2 separate regions of the Mus musculus genome follow, and region 2 is linked to region 1. A link is a loop called in an ENCODE intact Hi-C map of the cell type or tissue named here. Cell type or tissue: left cerebral cortex. All regions are shown on one strand. Each heading gives the region's core, and the rest is flanking DNA. Links, peaks and the distances in the headings are about the cores only.

Region 1 (2,919 bases), core at 162-2,661:
CTTGATAGCTCTCTGAAGACAGTGCTCTGATACTTGTACATTGAAGAGCTGGATGTCTGGGTGCAACTAAGGGCTGCTTTTCAGTGTTGAGATGGTCTGATAGAAATATTCAAGGGTGATTCCTACTTCTTACTTTTGTGTGGTCCCCTCTTTAGGTGTGTGTGTGTGTGTGTGTGTGTGTGTGTGTGTGTGTGTGTGTGTGTGTGATGGCTTGTATATGCTCAGCCCAGGGAATAACATTATTAGAAGGTGTGGCCTTGTTGGAGTAGGTGTTTCACTGTGGGTGTGGGCTATAAGACCCTCATCCTAACTGCCTGGAAGTAAGTCTTCCACTATCAGCCTTCAAATGAAGATGTAGAACTCTCAGCTCTGCCTGTACCATGCCTGCCTGGATGCTGCATGCTCCCACCTTGATAATGGACTGAGCCTCTGAACCTGTAAGCCAGCCCCAATTAACTGTTGTCTTTTATAAAAGTTGCTTTGGTCTTGGTGTCTCTTCACAGAAGTAAAACCCTAACTAAGGCAGGAGGAAAACACACATGTATTTAACAACAGATTATATTTTAACAATATAAAATGTCAAAAATGACATCTAAAAGTAATTAATATGCTAACACAGTAAAAAATAACAGATGATGTCAATAATTTTGAAAGTACCTTAACTTAGATTATAATTGACAAAAATCATGTAAAACCATTCTCTAAAGGATCATTCAGCCAAAATTTAGTAAAATGTTAAAAATATAATAGAAAAAAATTGGTATATGCATGTGTGTGATAAAATATTGCTCAAGTATGGAAATCTGTAATGTAAAGAGATTCACTGCAAAACTGACACAAAATTGTGTTCTTACCTTTAGTAGCAGTATTTATCAGAACGAAGTGCCTGCTAATATCTAGATGTGCACTGTCACAATTCTGTTCCATGTCTGTAAATAGAATAGCACCAAATTCATCACTGAACGTTATGTTGTGAAATTGCATTTTTATTTTATTGCCTTGTACTTCTCTATGTTTTCCATTTGTGCATTAAAAAAAAAACCCAGTAATGGAAAGGCTGTGAGTCCTTACTTTCACTGTTACTGTCAGATCAGGCTGACTGGAGGCTCTCAATGAGCCAGGCTAGCTGAGAGAGCAACACAAATCCTCTTCCAGTCCATCACTAGTTAATGAGGTGTAGGAATGGTGGGTAGTTAAAAACAAACAAGGGAACTGAGACTGCATAGAAGATAGTAAGGGTCACATGAGGAGAGTGCTTTAAAGAAGACAGCCTGGCTTCCCACTGAGATTCTGCAAACTGCTGTATGTTTGAGTTCCCCCACGAGAGCCCTGCTGCTTAGCAACTACCACATAAAGTCATCTTTCTCGTCTTAAAAAAAAAAAGAAAAAAGAAAAAAGGAAAAAAAATTCCAGGCTATGCATGACTTAAATGAAGATGTTCTAGTTCACTGGAGCCTGGGGAGCAATCTACTTGTAGCTGTCTTTGGCATTTGTGCCAGGCACATCAGCAAGTGGAATGAAGATGCTGTGTACGCCCCGTGTCTTCATCTCCAGCATGTGGCAGAGTGCAATGAACGGAACAGCTGTTCTCCCCAGGACTCATTTCTGCTCTCTTGCAGAAGCAAGTGCTCTTCACAGAGAAAATGCCATGCAGAACAGTTTTGGACTCAGTGACTCTGGCCAATTTTTCATTGTGACAGCTAAGAGTAGAATAAGTGTGTGTGTGTGTGTGTGTGTGTGTGTGTGTGTGTGTGAGTGGAAAGGCAACAGAGTAGCATTTGGGCTTATTACAAGGCATCCCCACCCCACCCCAGGATTATTTTTCTGTTTGTCTCCAGAGTGAATCATTGTAGCAACTTTTTCAAAGCAAGCTCTAAATAATGCCTTCCTTTTATTATCGGTCTAGTCCCAATGAGTAGATATATCCAATAGAAATAAGGAAGACACCAGAGCCTTCCCATCCTTCACATCTACTCTCTGTGTGCATATCCACCCATGCTGTGGTTTTTCTTTTCCATTTTTATTTGTGTGTGGTGTGCATGAACATGTATTTGTATGTGTGAGGGCACATTATATGTATGTACACATGCAAGTATGTATGCATGCACATGCAGATGTTTGAGATTGATGTCCGGCACTAGTCTTAATTGCTCTTGTACCTTAGTCATTGAGGGGTGGTCTTTCCTTTTGCTAAACTGTTTTCCTCTTTGAGTTCTCATCCATTTATATAGTAGATTTTAATTATTTTGCCCCCATCCTTTTCTCTCATCTCTACTTGTCTCAATAAGCCCCCTTCATGTTTGCATGTCTTTGTTTAATATGTGGTCCCCTGACTTAATTAGTTTTTCTCACCTGAGCACATATGAAAGGTTATTCGCCAGGTCAGGGCAACTTGCTAGTAGCTACATCACTAGAGAAAGTAACTCTTTGAATCAGACCCATAGCTCATTCATAGATAGGGTTAGTCTCCCTAGCCAGCCCCTTTGGAGGTCTCCCTGCTTCTGCCTTCTAAAGCTGGAATTACAGGAAAAGCTGCCTTTCCTACCTGGTATTTATGTCACAGTGATTGTGCCTGATGTTTCTTTTGGAAGGGGACATGTTTCCAAGGTAGTTTCATAGGACTTTAAAGGGTAGTTCACTGTAATTGGGAATCAGTTCCCCTACTTGGAAAATGTGCAGACATACAAGAAACCCACGGAGAATTACCTCCCAATTGCCACTCATTTTAGCTGGACTTGGATATTAGTGTTTAAAAGTGATCTGAGGGCTGGGGAGGTGGCTCACTGGGAAAAGTGAAAGCATAAAGACTTGAGTTTCAGTCCTCAACTTCCACATAAGTGCCAGAAGTATATGCCTATTAGCCCCAGTACTTGGGGATGGAAGGGGATAGAGACAGGTCAAGACTAGGAGTTCACTGGC
Region 2 (2,919 bases), core at 315-2,814, 65 kb after region 1:
ACAGTATAAATAAAACACAGTAAAGATTCTCATCTATCAGTGTGCAATGTTTGATATCTAGCAATGGAAAATACAGACCCTTTCTTCAAAAGACTGGGAAGCAGTCTTTGCATAAAAGCAAGGCATGGTTACCTGGTGTGATCACACCTTTCTTTTAAGAGTCAACACTAAGGCAGCTTCAGAGTGTTTGTAGATATTTACTCCGAATGTGCTTAAATCTCTTAGCGCTGTTTGCAACCTAGCACTCCTGCTAAATCTTTTTCTTGTAGTATCAGTCTTCACAGTCAATTTCAGAGGTAGGCACCACTGTCTCAGTTTATATGTGAAGAAAGTGAGGCTTAAAGTCATCCATACACACACCCACAAACCTATTGAATACTGACCACTGCATTTAGCTGTCTGGTGATATGTGTAGACTTGATAAGATTGCTTTAATTGGAACAAATTCTTGACCAAAGTATGTTCAGAAAAAATATGAAGAAATTATTTAGAATTTATGATTGCTTTATAAAATGTACCTTTAAAGAGATGGGTGAAGTATAGGAAAGTTGGGGGATACCTAGAACATAGGGTTTCTAAAAACCTTAGGATAAGAGCATACTGGGATGGGACTGGATGGAGGCCAGAAGGAAAGCACTCAGCGCAGAAAGAGTTCATCCCCATGCACAGAAACACAGAAAGGAGATACACAGCTGGAAGGAGGGAGAGGTAGGAGGTGGTGGGAATTCTCTTATTGAGCCCATTTTACTTAGGAGAGTCATAAGCAAGGCCAGTAACTGAGATGGAGACTGGGCATCTAGTTTGCTTCTCCGTTGAGGTGATAAAGCTCTGGTCAAAAGCATCTAGGGAGAGAAGGGTTTATTTGGCTGACAAGTTACACTCCATCATCAAGGGAAGCCAAAGTAGGAACTGAAGCAGAGGTTATAGAGAAAAGCTGTTTATTGGCTTGCTCAGCTACCTCTCTGATACAGCTCAGTCACACCAGTGTAAGGATGGCATTGCCCACAGTGCTAGTCTGATGGAGATAATTCCACAATTGAGGTTCCCTTTTCCTGTGTATGTCAAGTTTACAACAAAGATTAGCCATCATTTCATGTGTGTGTGTGTGTGTGTGTGTGTGTGTGTGTGTGTGTGTGTTGGTGTTTGCGGGGAGGGAGGTTCAGGGAGGCTTGAAGAGAGCAGAAGGATGACTTGATCAGATGGGAAGTCAGAGAGTATAGGGGTGCATAGATGGCTGTAGGACAATATCGAAGGCCCTTTTGAAGATGGTACTCATAGGTTTAGATTAATCAGTAAGGCAATATGTTTTTCCCCTCATAGGCCAAGAGGTAGCTATAATTAGTGTACCAGTTAGCTTAGCTAGGCAAGCATTTCAAAGGTGAGGGGTACGAACATTAAGGGTGTATGCAAGGGGATAGTGGTACATGATCATGAAACTTTAAAATTGCATAATGGGTAAAAGCGGCCCATGCAAATGAGACAAGGTAGTGAAATATTTCTAAAGAAATGCACCAAATGTCCTGATTGAATGAAAGTATTGATGGATGCCAGGTGAACAGTAACAGTCAGGGAGGGGGATAAGCGAAATGGGAAATTGGTTGTGAATTATACAGTCCTCAAGGTCATGCAATGTCATGTTGCAGAGCTGGCTGAACCTAGAGCCCACCTGAGACCTGGGTAGTTGATGAGAGATGTTTCCACTCACAGAAGCATAACTGGTCTTAATGTATCATCCATGCAAATGAGACCCCGTGGCTTTCTGTGGGTGAATATTTATAGCTTCACATGAGGACAGAAATATGAAAATTTTACCTCCCCCTCCCACTTCTTACAGAAATAGCAACCAGTTCAGATGGGCTGGGTTGAGTCCACAGAGAACATATGTTTGGCTGTGAGGGGGAAACAGAGAAAGCCAGCTAATGTGAGGCTGTGCTGTCCCTCATGAGTTGGGGGATTAAATGTCACTTTGTGAGGTTGTGTCTGTGTGGTTTTTGCCATGAAGCTGGTCATTACCTTCCCAGCTCCCTATCTCCCCTATGGGTGATGGGCGAGAGTACCTACCCTCATTCCCCAACAGCAAAACATGGGCATGCCTCAGACTTGTGCTATGTATGGAACAGAATTAAATGAGAAACAGACCCTGAACTGCACTGAGTATGTGAGGCAGACTGATGACAGACTAGGAATGCTGAGAATAAGGCTGGGCTCCCATATGACTGCTGACAGTAAGGGTGTTAACTCTAAGTTCCCTGACTATATCCAGTTGCCACAAGGCGCTGTGTGCCCTTCCTGTAACAGCCTGTCTCTGTTCTGTCTCTGTGGCACATTGCACACATGCATGAGGTGCGCATACACATGTATACACATATGCATGCATGTGCACACACATGTACACACACACACACACACAAACCTAGAGTAGCATGTATAGGATTCACGAAAGCTATATGCCTTGAGACCATAGCCTAAGTTTTGAATATTGGGAAAAAATATACTATGCAGTCCATTGAGCTTCTGTGGTCATTTCTGTGAGGAGCAGTAGTTACTCAGACTGTGAGTCTTGGATGTTTTTGACTCTTTGGCTTTCACACAATTATGTAATTTGGTAAATGCTGCTTCTTCACTTCAGGTTTCTGAGGTAATACAACTGAAGTGCTGGTTGTCTGTCTGTGCTCTTCTTCCCCATATGCCCTCAATGAAAGGAGCGGGGTTTCCCTTCAGGAGACGGGGATGCTTGTTTTCTGTCTAAGGGGAGTTTTATGCTTCATTGATTTCAACTAAATATGTGACTCAACTACAGACTCATAATTTAGTGATGGGATTGTCTAGAGAGAATAGGGAAATGAAAATACAGAAGTATATGTGTGTATGTCTCTCTGTGTAATTATATCTATATGTGTGTATGTATGTGTGTATGAG

What was found. A loop is a pair of places that touch in the nucleus more often than their neighbours do. Peaks named below come from ENCODE experiments on the same cell type or tissue, not always from the same donor. Only the 100,000 strongest peaks of a DNase experiment are listed, where the experiment ranks them.
Region 2: it touches region 1 in a loop (2.2-fold over the local background); 3 of 42 quality-filtered maps call a loop at or near these places.

Annotation. Positions count from the first base shown.
Region 1 is chr9:51,440,672-51,443,590 of GRCm38, forward strand. No RefSeq gene overlaps it. Among named protein-coding and RNA genes, the nearest start is that of 1810046K07Rik, 110 kb to the left of the region's middle. In left cerebral cortex, for the core only: no CTCF peak of the experiment used is centred there; a DNase peak (open chromatin) is centred at 1,486; H3K27ac peaks cover 817 bases.
Region 2 is chr9:51,505,626-51,508,544 of GRCm38, forward strand. No RefSeq gene overlaps it. Among named protein-coding and RNA genes, the nearest start is that of 1810046K07Rik, 180 kb to the left of the region's middle. In left cerebral cortex, for the core only: no CTCF peak of the experiment used is centred there; DNase peaks (open chromatin) are centred at 1,864 and 2,151; H3K27ac peaks cover 705 bases.